Regions from separate parts of the Homo sapiens genome. Here regions 2 and 3 are each linked to region 1. The links are chromatin contacts, found by Hi-C or POLR2A ChIA-PET in ENCODE. All regions are on one chromosome and are shown on one strand. The core of a region is the stretch at or near the end of the contact, and the rest is flanking DNA. Distances in the headings are between cores, read along the strand shown.

The links. A loop is a pair of places that touch in the nucleus more often than their neighbours do. ChIA-PET counts read pairs that join two places held with the same protein, here RNA polymerase II (POLR2A). Pooled maps may share reads with other maps.
Region 2: a loop to region 1 is called in a map of CD8-positive, alpha-beta T cell, with 33 times the contacts of the local background. The contact joins the promoter of CD83 here to the promoter of TMEM170B in region 1. A Hi-C loop is called at or near these places in 5 of 168 maps with a recorded cell type or tissue (CD4-positive, alpha-beta T cell, CD4-positive, alpha-beta memory T cell, CD8-positive, alpha-beta T cell and 1 more), 1 of 37 single-sample maps with no recorded cell type and 8 of 50 pooled maps. POLR2A ChIA-PET finds 5 or more read pairs at or near these places in 1 of 52 experiments (activated naive CD4-positive, alpha-beta T cell).
Region 3: a map of CD8-positive, alpha-beta T cell shows a loop between it and region 1 (38-fold over the local background). The contact joins the promoter of MCUR1 here to the promoter of TMEM170B in region 1. A Hi-C loop is called at or near these places in 3 of 168 maps with a recorded cell type or tissue (CD4-positive, alpha-beta T cell, CD8-positive, alpha-beta T cell and naive thymus-derived CD4-positive, alpha-beta T cell), 4 of 37 single-sample maps with no recorded cell type and 12 of 50 pooled maps.

The regions. Positions count from the first base shown.
Region 1 is chr6:11,535,492-11,539,343 of GRCh38, forward strand. TMEM170B (transmembrane protein 170B) reads left to right here and starts at 2,258. Exons shown (of 3, transcript NM_001100829.3): 1 at 2,258-2,883. The coding sequence starts at 2,787. RefSeq lists silencers at 1,722-2,551, 2,582-2,741, 2,842-2,921, 2,932-3,211 and an enhancer at 2,551-3,052.
Region 2 is chr6:14,116,522-14,120,373 of GRCh38, forward strand. It overlaps CD83 (CD83 molecule), which reads left to right and starts at 1,251. Exons shown (of 5, transcript NM_004233.4): 1 at 1,251-1,327; 2 at 1,429-1,544. The coding sequence starts at 1,291. RefSeq lists silencers at 577-871, 999-1,118 and cis regulatory regions at 614-1,522, 862-1,678, 862-1,517, 1,683-2,183, 1,754-2,580 and 1 more.
Region 3 is chr6:13,812,294-13,816,145 of GRCh38, forward strand. MCUR1 (mitochondrial calcium uniporter regulator 1) reads right to left here and starts at 2,264. Exons shown (of 9, transcript NM_001031713.4): 1 at 1,722-2,264. The coding sequence starts at 2,136. LOC107986571 (a long non-coding RNA gene) reads left to right here and starts at 1,517. Exons shown (of 2, transcript XR_001743986.3): 1 at 1,517-1,796. RefSeq lists silencers at 1,452-2,121, 2,202-2,471 and an enhancer at 2,632-2,731.

The DNA.
Region 1 (3,852 bases), core at 1,008-3,507:
TCATTTGTATTAACTCAGTTTTGGGTTTCATAACTCTGGCTGTTGGGAAAATGTCTAATTCTCTTAAGGATATAAGCTTCCAACACAGTCAAGATCATTACTTTTATCAAGGAAAACCTAAGTAGCCTAGAGAGTAGAGATCTTATCTTCAAATGTTACAGATAACACCTTGCACAGAACATTACAGATAGTAGATGCCAAATAAATATAGACGCCAATTAAATTGAACTGAACAGCAGGGGTGAAGTTGTTGGGCAGCAAATAACATTACTGACTTGAGACTTCATTGCTGTGTCTTTCTCATTTCCTGACATGAACACTTGGATTCTGTAAAAAATATTTATTCAGAACAAGAACAATGCTGACTTTTCTATGAAGATCATTCAGTGATTCATTCAACAAATATTTGTGGTGCAGGTGCCAGGCACTGTCCCAGGTTCTGAATATTTTCACTGCGTGCTACTGTGTTTTAAATAATAGTGTGCAATCCTAAGAACGTAAACTAACTAAAGGTTTCTGATATGAGAGTTTAATGAGCCCCTGCTCAGGGAGTTTGCTGTGAACCCTTCACTGAATGTGGTCACATTCCCTAACATCACTAATTATGTAATGCCAAGTCCCTTAAGAATATCATTAGGTAACCTGCACTTCCCCATCAAGAATCTTAAAGTGAGGGAGTTAACAGTGGGTTAAGAAAGATAATGTGGTTGCTAGAAAGAATAATAGACCAGGAATTCAGAAACTGAGCTGTGAAGTGCTGTCATCTCTGTCAAGTCACTTAATTCACAGAATCTGTTTCCCTATCTGTAAAATAAAATTAGAAAAATGTTAAAGCGCTCTTTTAGGTTTGATATTCTGTAATCTTGTTAATAGATCTAATTAAGTCTAAATTCTAGGAGGAAGATAAACTCTACATTAAGAGTTTTGGCTCAATTCCTATTAATGGTGCAAAAATTTCTCTTATGTTGTGACATCAAAAAGAAAATACAAATAAACAAAGAAATAAATGTGTATGTAAATATTATTTTAAAGTGGTCACCAAGAGCACCATTTGACAGGTAATTTGACCCTTCAGTGCTTTGTCAAATATACTTCATGATTTAGCTACAGCAGGTATTTCTTCACTTCTCTTTGTAAATTTTTCTTTATCCAGATGGCAGAGGGGTTGAAAAAAGGTGGGGGGAGGGGCTGGCTACTGCATATTTATGTTACTGCTAAAACTTAAATTTTTATTTTTTAAAGTTAGAAGGTTTCCAATTTCGAGGAGTTTAACTTGTAGTTGGATTTTAGATGCTCCTCTGGCTAACGCTGGACATGAAGACAGACAGCAAAGCGTGGGGAGAGAGATCTAGTTTAAGTTCGAGGGAAAAAAATAACAGACGCAACTTAGATAAAAGAATACTACCATCAAAAAAAGGGGGGCTAGAGCCGGCGATGGCCTTGAGGATTAGGACACCTGCCGAGCCTGGAGTAAACAGGTAATGTCAGGCAGGTCCTGGAACCCCGGGAGGCCCAAGTTCTTGCTGCGGGAAGAGGGATTAGCAGAATGATAACGCAGGTCTGTTTGTGTTTTAGGGGTTTTAACATGCATTCTGCAAGTAAGTGACCTATCCAGGTCATTCGATTCAGGCTCAGAAAAAAAACCCCGCAAATTAATATATCTAAATGCTGAGATAGTGACACCTTTTTAAAAAAGTTATACATAAGCATCTTTATCAAAAAGCATTACATTTTAAGGCAAAAATCTGAACTGTCACAGTATCCACCTCACCGAGTTCAGCAGCCCCACCTTGGGTCAGGGCTGCCCCTGCAGCGCGGGCCCCCGAAATGCCCGCACCGCCCACGCCGCCCGCACCGCGCGCACCCAGCCGGGCCAGGGCGAGGGATCCAGGTCTCCCGGTCTCTCAGGGCGCGCGCCCGGGGTCCGGGGGTGGGGGGCGTGGAGGCGGTTCCCTTGGAGCGCCCAATCAGCAGTAAGGCCCGGCGGTGGCGCCAGTGACGTAGACCGCGCTTCCCTCCGCCCCACTGCGGGCCGTCGCTCGGCGCCGTCAGCCACGCGCGCTGCAGCGCGAGGGGAGAGCGAGAAGGAGGGCTTTGGGGCCGACCGGCTGTTGGAGGGCGGCGGGTCGCGGGGAGCGGGGGAGTGAGCATGCGCAGCGGCTCCGGGGAGCGCAGGGGAGGAGGGGCCGGCGCTGAGAGGCGCGCGCGTGCGCGTGCACGAGTGGCCCGCCGGCGGCTGCGGGTGGAGGGGGCGGTTCCTCGAGTGTCGGCGACCCGAGGGCGGGCAGGCGGGCGGCAGGTGCCGCCGCAGCCTCTGGCTGGTCCCGCGTCTCCGTCCTCCGGCGGCGATGAGCTGGGCCCTGTCGGGGGCTGCACCTGCCGGCTGCCCATCAGCACCGGCCTCCTGGCGTGACCTCGGCCTCCTCGCGTGTCCAGTCCCCGCGGCGCGGCGCTGCCCCTGAGAGGGAGCGGCGGCGGCCTCCTCCGCCCCGAGTCCTCGCTCGGGGGCCGCGCGAGGACGGCGCCCGGCCCCCTCCCCTCCTTCCTCCGTCCGCCGTCCTCAATGTCTCCCCGGCGGGGAGGGGGCTGCCTGGGAGACACGCTGAGCGGCCCCCCCACGGAGGCCCTCCGGCTGCAGCAGCAGCAGCGCCCGGCCCGGCGTCCCGCAGCCTCCACCAGCGGCGGCGGCCTGGAGGAGCCGCGCACCCGCCGCCGCCCCCCGAGCCTCGCAGCCGCCGCCGCCGCCCGGCACCCGAGGAGAGGGCGGCGGGCGCCCCTCGGGGAAGATGAAGGCGGAGGGGGGCGACCACTCCATGATCAACCTGTCGGTGCAGCAGGTCCTGAGCCTCTGGGCCCACGGGACGGTGCTGAGGAACCTCACGGGTAATTGACGCGCCTGGGCTGGGGACGGGGATGCGGTCCGCCCCTCTCCTGTCTTCTCCTTCCTCGGGAGGGGACACGCTCCTCGCCGCCCCACCCCCGTGCGCGCCCCGCTCGGAGCTCCAGGTCCCGGCGAGGAAGGTGTTAATCGGAGCCACTCTGCGCGTGTCCCGGGGGCGCCGGCTCCCGCCACCCCCTTCCCTGAGTCGCCAGGGGAGCATCAGCGACCCCCGCTCCTGCCCCGCACGGGGAGAGCTCCCGGTGGCGGCCCGGCCTCTGTAGTACGCGCGGAGTAGCTTTAGTGCTGAGACTTGAGCGCATTTCGCTTTTATTCCATTACCCTCCTCCCCTCCCCCTTCTACACACATCGCTTCTTGCTATTTACATCTTTTTCTGATTTAGTTCTTTTTCTTTCTGGCAAATCTCAAGCCAAATGTAGAACCTAAAATCATTGCCCACAATGGTCGATTTACTTTTTCAACCGCTAATTTTTTGGGCGATGTAGATAACTGAGTAAATTATAGTGGGTCAGGGGCTGAGCTAAGGTCTAGTGCGGTCTAAGCGTGTTAGCTTCATATATCTCCTTCCCCTCCCATTTCCTTTTGTCTGTCTGTCTCTTTCCCTCAGGCCTCCAGCTGCTGCTTCTGAGACATTTGATAATTTTGTGTATTTCCCTTCATTTATTAAGGCTGTCAGTAATTGGCCTTATAACATCAATTTCTATTTGTAAAAGTGAGTGATAAAACACACAATATTTTTATTCAGTCTGTAGATTTGCTTTGTGAAGAAACTTCTGGTTTTGTTATGTGGAAATGCTTACATTATACTTTGAGTTCCGAATTTAAAAATTATTCTCTGAAGTAGAATTTACGAGAAAGAGATTCAGTTGCGATTTGGTGACTCCTCAGTGCCTGCTTTTCAGAGGAAAAAAATCTTAAAAAAATACTCAGAATTTAATTCTTGAAAATGTGT
Region 2 (3,852 bases), core at 1-2,500, 2.6 Mb after region 1:
TGGATGGACAAAGATAGAAAGGTTGGATAACAGTTTGTGTTGGCAAACAGGCACTCTCTTTGCAGATGGGAATATAGATTGAAGACACCTCCTTGCAGGTAATTTTTTGGCAATATTTGACAAAATTGGAAACTCCCCTTCACCTAGCACAATTTCCTTGAGGTATTTATTCTAAGAAAATAAGCAATTTTAGAGCAAAGATTTATCTACACTGAAGTTTCCCATAGCAATCACAGTATTGTTTCTAATATTAGTAATACAAAAAGAAACAACCTGTATGTCTAACACTAATCGATTCTAATTTATGGTGCAACTGAACAATGGACCAAAATGATGCTGTTGGAAGTTTTTAATGATGTGGAACCGCTTGCAAATTATTAAGCTAAAAGAAAGTAGGTTACAAGATAGCAGGAAGAATAAACCATTAAAAATACCAATCTGTGCACTGACAAATGTTATAAATATTTTACGTTATGTTATGTTATAAACATTTTATAATATAAAAAAATGTTAACTGAAGTTACTTCCTGGATGAATTACAGGTGATTTCATTGTCTTCTAGAATTTTCTTTTCCAAAAATGTTGTGTATGCGTGTAATTATTATTTTAATAGGAGACACTCTCCTTTGGTGATATAATTTAAACAGGACGGTACTGACTGATAACCTCCCGGGGAAGGCAGGGAGCCAAGTACTACAGACTTGTATGTTTCCATGGAAATCTAACGCGCCTTTGATTATCACAGATTCTGGAGAAGAGTGAGGACTTGGGTTCACCAGTGCGTTCCCAAGGACAGGCTGGGCTTCTGAGGAAGTTGCCCACCCTCTCGGAATCTGGTTTGGCCTCCGTAAAATGGGCAGATCCCGCTCGGATGGCCCGGTTCCCGGCTTCCTTTTGCGGGTCAACGGCAGCGTCACGCGCGCGAGCGCGGTCTGCAAAGCCCCCAGCGCTGGGCGTCACGCGGGGATTGCTGTCGCCGCTGCCAGCCGCAGCAGCGACGCGAACTCGGGGCGCCCGGCCCGGGCGCGCGGGGGCGGGGACGCGCACGCGGCGAGGGCGGCGGGTGCGACGGGGGCGGGGACGGGGGCGGGGACGGGGGCGAAGGGGGCGGGGACGGGGGCGCCCCGGCCTAAGCGGGACTAGGAGGGCGCGCCACCCGCTTCCGCTGCCCGCCGGGGAATCCCCCGGGCTGGCGCGCAGGGAAGTTCCCGAACGCGCGGGCATAAAAGGGCAGCCGGCGCCCGCGCGCCACAGCTCTGCAGCTCGTGGCAGCGGCGCAGCGCTCCAGCCATGTCGCGCGGCCTCCAGCTTCTGCTCCTGAGCTGCGGTAGGGCTCGCGAGCGCCTGTCTCGCCTGTCGCCCCCCGCCCCTCCACGACACCCCCTCCCGTCGGTCGCTTGCTCACGACGCGCTCTCTCTTTCTTGTAGCCTACAGCCTGGCTCCCGCGACGCCGGAGGTGAAGGTGGCTTGCTCCGAAGATGTGGACTTGCCCTGCACCGCCCCCTGGGATCCGCAGGTTCCCTACACGGTCTCCTGGGTCAAGGTAGGTGCTGCGATACCCACGGGCTGGGGTTTGGTGGGCTCATTTGAAGACAGCAGGAACCATCTCCCCTAGGCTGGCGACCCTCTGTGGCTGCCAGGTGGGGGCGAGGGGCGTCTCCCGCAGCTGAACTTGGAGTACCCAGCCTCCCGTCGCGCCTCCCCCACCCCATCCGCATCCAGGTACAGGGCCGAATTAGGTTTTGCTCTCCGCAGACCTCAATCCCCTTCCTGTCACTGAAGGTGGCCTGAGATGAATGATCCACTTAAGATGTTTTGGAAGGGCAGAGACTCTCATTTGGATTAATTCTGGAGGCCACCTGTGGTTGTGGGCCAGCAGGTCAGGAAGAAAGCAACAGGGACCTAGATTTGGGCATTGGACAGGGGGAATGTCTCCAGACTTCTGATTTCTTGTGTTTTGTGACTGTGATGCCCATGATACATGGGAGGGGGAGGGGGCAATTTGAAAGGAAAGGCTAAGACACAGAAGTGACTTAGGCCATTTCATCCATGGTAGTTATCAGTGGTCATCTCCTTTGTGGGATACCCTTGGCTTCCTCCCCTAGCCCTCCTCCTCCTTCCTCTGGCAGCCTTGAGAGCATCAGGTGGATGCATGAGCCGGAGCCCGCATGTGTAAGAACAGGCCTTGCTGCTCCTACTGTAAGTGGACTGAGTGACAAGGAGGCTTTTTCAAGGTTTCCTCTTGACTGAAACATTCTCAGATTCTAAGATGGCAATGATGGTGTCATTCCAAAGCCAAGCAGCTACTGTTTGATATCACTGGTCCTTCTTTAAGTCAGGCCACTGCTACCACAGCACCTCCATTTTAACCCAAATGAATATGATATTACAACCTTACTCTGTAGCTCTCACTGATTTGCTGTCTTACCACGGGGGCAAATCTCTGCACTTGTAGCTTTCCCCAAAATGCAGGGCGTTCTTCTGCCCACCATAAAAGATACTATAAGAAACTGTACGTCTTTGGCCACTTAACAGTACAAGGCATCATTGCGGTGATCTCTTTGTGTGTGTGTCTCCTAACTGGATGGTCAGTTCCCTGGGGGGCAGTGGCTGTATCCATACTTCTGTGTATTCTTCACGGCACCTAATTTTTGCCCTATAAATTGCAAAGGTGCTCTGTGAATTCAGCCCAGCACTTCATGAGTTATGCATGACGGGGATGGTGCTGCTGCCTCAGAGCATTGTATTGTGTATAAAAGTAAGGTGTTAAATATTCCTACTTCATTGGTACCTTACTTACTGTGGGATCAGAGAACACAACAATTCCGAAATTGTTCTCATAGTCAAAACAATAGTATTTTTAAAAATATTGTAAAAACAATTTTTGAATGCTCACCACGTGCCAAGCTCCAAGGTAAATATTTACATACATTATCCATTTCCATCCATCGGAAGAATGGACTTAGGGATTAGTACTGTTACTATTCCTACTTTACAGGTGAGGAAACTGAGCCTTAGGGAGGGAAATAACTTGTCCACTTTTGCACAGCTAGCTAAATGGTGGAGTTGGGATTTGAACGAAGCAGTCTGATTCCAAATCCTGAGTTGTTAGAGGTCTATCTTGATCTCTGTTTTCTCCCTTAATAACTTAAGATAAAGAAAATCAAAGTGCCCCTGGGCTAACCAGGCAGGGACTTAGTTATCTCAAAGAACGGGGAAAAACATGAAACCACTATCCCTTCCAGAGAGTAACTATTTAATAAAGAAAACATTATTAATACCCCCAGGGGAGTAATTAAAAAGTACTCATGAAACAAGTAGATGAAATTTCAGGCTGTGAAGTTCAAACAGTTCTGGAGTGAAAGCTTCTTGCACAGGGTCATTTGGAATGGTCCACTAAACCATAGCAATTAACCTTGGACTTCTCCTTGGATGTCAGCTGGTGACGTAACTCGGTAACGCATGAGCTTGTTTATTGGACAGAATTCTTGCGAGATTTACCCCCAAGGTCTTTGAAAGCTCTGTCAAGAAAAAAAGGGACAGCAGTCTCTAGGCGTTCTTTTTTTCCTGTTGATCCATGGAATAGTGCCAATGAAAAGTCATACCGTAGTTATTTTTTGAGAAGTAAATGGTGATTGAGATTCGTGGGTAGGAGAGTTATGCTATACCAATAAACGAATCAGGTGCCTCGAAAGTGACATATATTGTTCCTTTAAGCATTTTTTTTAAAACAGCTCTCAGCATGTTCTGTAGATACTTATTATTTTCCAGCCCAATAATTATACTTTTTCATTGATTATGCTTATACAACAAAAATGGATAGAGTGTTCTGGAGACAAGGCCAGTGGTGA
Region 3 (3,852 bases), core at 1,014-3,513, 2.3 Mb after region 1:
ACGCTCATTGGCTGGTTAATGGGCATACATGCTTCCTTAACTGTGTCTCTGCTCTCTTCTGTTTTTATGCATCCATACTCATTTTTTATGATGACTGAAGAATGAGATAGCTGACACTAAAACAACAGTACCACCTTACCGATTGGTCAGCAAATCCGTGAGAAAGAACACTCTCTTTTTGCCCTATACTCTTGCATTGAGAGAAAAACAAATTGGAAATTACTAGCTTGTCAGAAAAAGCGCAACAAAAGGCAAAATACAGAATAAAGACCAAACTCATCTCCGACTCCTAATTACTGAAGGACAGTGACACCGAGTTCACTACTCATTCCCCACTCTCTGTATATAAAGTTTCCTTCACTTTATTGCTCTACTAATCAGTTTTTACCCCAGCCAATGATATTCTTAAATTATAGATATGGTCAACATTTAGTGGGCCTATCTGTTGAAGAAAATATGAAAAATGTGTAGTTAGTGATGGCTACTAATGAATATGTATAGACTGCCCAAAGTGATAATTTTGCCAAGTCTGTTGATTATCAGAAATGATTTTTTTCTTTAATCAACAATATGCTATCTAATAAATTGATTCTATTTACTTTCCTCATCTCCAGGGCAGTGATCTCTCTCACCTCCTTTAAATAGTCATGAGCCCCACAACTACCTTTCAGCCCAGGACAGAGGGGCACACACGACAGTGGTCTATGAGACTATAATACATATTTTTACTCTACCTTTTCTACATTTAGATGCGCAAATACCATTGTGTTCAGATTGCCTCTAGTATTCAGTACGGTAACATGCTGTTCAGGTTTGTAGCCTAGGAGCACTAGCCTCTACCTGATAGTCTAGGTGTGTAGTAGGCTGTAGCATCCAGGTTTGTGTAAGCACACTCTACAATATTCACACAAGGAAGAAGTCGCCTAATGACTCATTTCTCAGTAGGCGACTGTCCTGAAGAGATGCATGACTCTAATTAAATGCTACCTTCTCAATGAAATCGATTCTGATCACCCTATTTAAATTCACAACTGGAGACCCATTCCACTTCCCAAGCCTTATCCTATTTTTCTATACCAGGCATCGAATTACGAATATATAAAAATTATTTGTATATATAAATTATATATACATCAATTATGCATACGTATATCCACACACACATATTTACTGCGTCTGCTCTGCTAGAATTAAGCTCCAGAGGGAAGATTTTGTGGACTGATATATCTCACACATCTAGAAAAGCGCCAGGGACAGGGCAGACGCTAGGACTCCACGAATTAATGATTCCATCAGAATTTGAAATCAAACTGTAAAGCAATCCCTTCATTTCCCAGAGCTTTGCTGCTCAAACATACACACCCCTTCCCCTTGAACGCCCAACAGGCTGGGCGCTGCCAAACAGAACTCCTGGAAGGCGGCGCCCAAAAGCAGACCCTAGGAGTGGGCGGGCACCAACTCCCCGCCCCAGCACGCACCTCCCTCCAACTTTAGCGCCCGGGATTCCCAGGAATTCGTCTCTTCTGGGCTAAGCCCCGCCACCGCGGCCGAGCAGGGCGGGCCCGGACCTTCGACCCACGCTCCGGGCAGATGCCGGTGGCCTTGGAGGACCCGCCCTCCGGCCTGCCGGGCCTTTCCTCGGGGAGGCTGTAGCTGAGATCCCCGCCCCGCCGTCCAACCCCGCGAGACGAGCCCCCTCTCCTCTCCCGCCCGGGCCTCACCTCTCCTGCAGGAAACGAGTGCAGGCGCCGGGCCGTGGTACTGGGGAAGGGCGCCGGCGGCAGCGGCGACGCCCGGTGAGCACCTCCACGCGCTGCTGCGCCCGGCCGGGGGTGCGGCATACCCGAGGCGCGAGCGCTCCCAGTCCCCGAGCTGCCGGCGCGGGGCTGCGGCGGCCAAGCGCGGGGAGGGCACTAGCAGGAGGAGGAGCAGCGGTGAGGCACGTGACACGCCGCCGCGGGCCGCCGGGGCGCGAGGGCGCAGCGCCCCCAGACCGTCGGAGAGCGCAGAGAGGCAGCGGCGTGCTGAGGTTTCGCTGCCGCCCGGTCTTCCGCTGAGGCCCACGGGCAAGAAGAGAAGCCGCTGGCGGCCGGGCAGGCGCTGGGTCCTCTGGCCGCCGACCGAGCCGCAGTCCATCCCCGAGCAGTTCACTGGCCCGGGCGCGCGCTCATGCCTCTCGCTTTTGGCGCCGGCCACGCGCGGTCCAGGCCCAGAGTCCGACAGCGGGAGCGAGCGTGGGCCACAGCGCAGGACCGCCCTTTCCTGCCGGGCGCGCGGGCGGGGCTCGGGACGCGCGCCGGGGGTGGGGTGGGGCGGGGCGGCAGGAGCCCGCCGTGGCGCTCCGAGATGCGGGGACCGTGCGAGCCCCCACCCCATTCGCTAGGCGACGGCGGCGACCGGGAGGAGCCTGCGGGCACTCCGGAACTGGAAGGAGCTTGTTGCTGTCACGATTTGCATTTTCACTGCACTGCTGTCCTTAAAAAGGAATTACCCCGGTGCCCTTCAGAGTCCTGTGAAAAGTCTCAGACCGACAGGCTGCCCTAGATTTCACTGATTATCCTAAGTCCCCAAACATGTGGTTCTGGGGAGCATTTTAAGGAATTATTAGCAGGGCCCAGGGAAAGGCCCTCACATAATACATTCAAAACTAAATTTTCAGAGTTTTTGTTTCCAGATTAGAGCACCAAAAACATGGGAAGGTAGCAATCTGGGAACTTAAAACGTGGGGCATGAATGTTAAAATGAGACCTGTCGGGTATATTTGAAACTGGTAATGTTTAGTTTCGTGGACTTTTTGAAGGCCTGTTACACCATTCACAGATAACTGGTCCCTTATGTGAATTTGGAAGATGTTAGTTGAATAAATAAATGAAATGCATAAGGCACCAAGCTAGGAGATTTTATTAAAAATAAAAAACCGCAAAACAAATTGTTCTTATCCTCCAGAAGCTGTTTTCCTATACAGCCATATGTGTACACATACGTGATGGAAGAATGTGTTATGAGCCATGAGAGATGTACAAAGTGCTGGGAAGAGAGGAGCGTGCATATGGATGTGCAAGATAAGTGTCTATCAAAATTTGAAGAACTGAAAAACAGGATTCAAGTCATAGGTTGGTGCAAAAGTAGTTGCGGCTTTTGCCATTGCAAGTAATGGCAAAAACCGCAATTACTTTTGCACCAACCTAAGACACTTTTGTAAAAGGAGTATACATTTATAAAATTGGTAGAAAAAGCAGTTTAGCAATGAGTATCAACAAAAATTTGTAAACTTTTCTCAAGTCACCTAACTAAAAATGGGGATAATGGGAATAATCCAAAATATTAAATATCTACTAGGTTTGACTATACAAACTTGTCATTTTTATGGGTCAAAATGCTTAATATTGGTAATTTCACATATGCACAAAAGATAGTCATTGTATCATAATTTGTGATTGTGAAAAAATGGGAAAATAGTGCACAACATTAGAGGAACGATTAAACTGTGGCACAAACTTTAATGTTAGTCCTTTGTAATTTTTAAAAATTGAGGTATAATTTGCATACAGTAAATTCCACAGACTTAGGTGACATTTAGCAGTTGATAAATGTCATTTAGCAACTTGATGACATTTAGCAGTTGTATATACCACCCAGTCAAGATCTAGAACATTTTCATTGCTCCAGAAAGTTATTTTGTGCCAGTTTTCCAGACAATCCACCACCACCCCAAGGCAACTATTTTCTCTTTTTTTTTTTGAGACGGAGTCTTGCTCTGTCACCCAGGCTGGAGTGCAGTGGTGCAGTCTCAGCTCACTGTGTCCTCTGCCTCCCGGGTTCAAGCAATTCTCCTGCCTCAGCCTCCTGAGT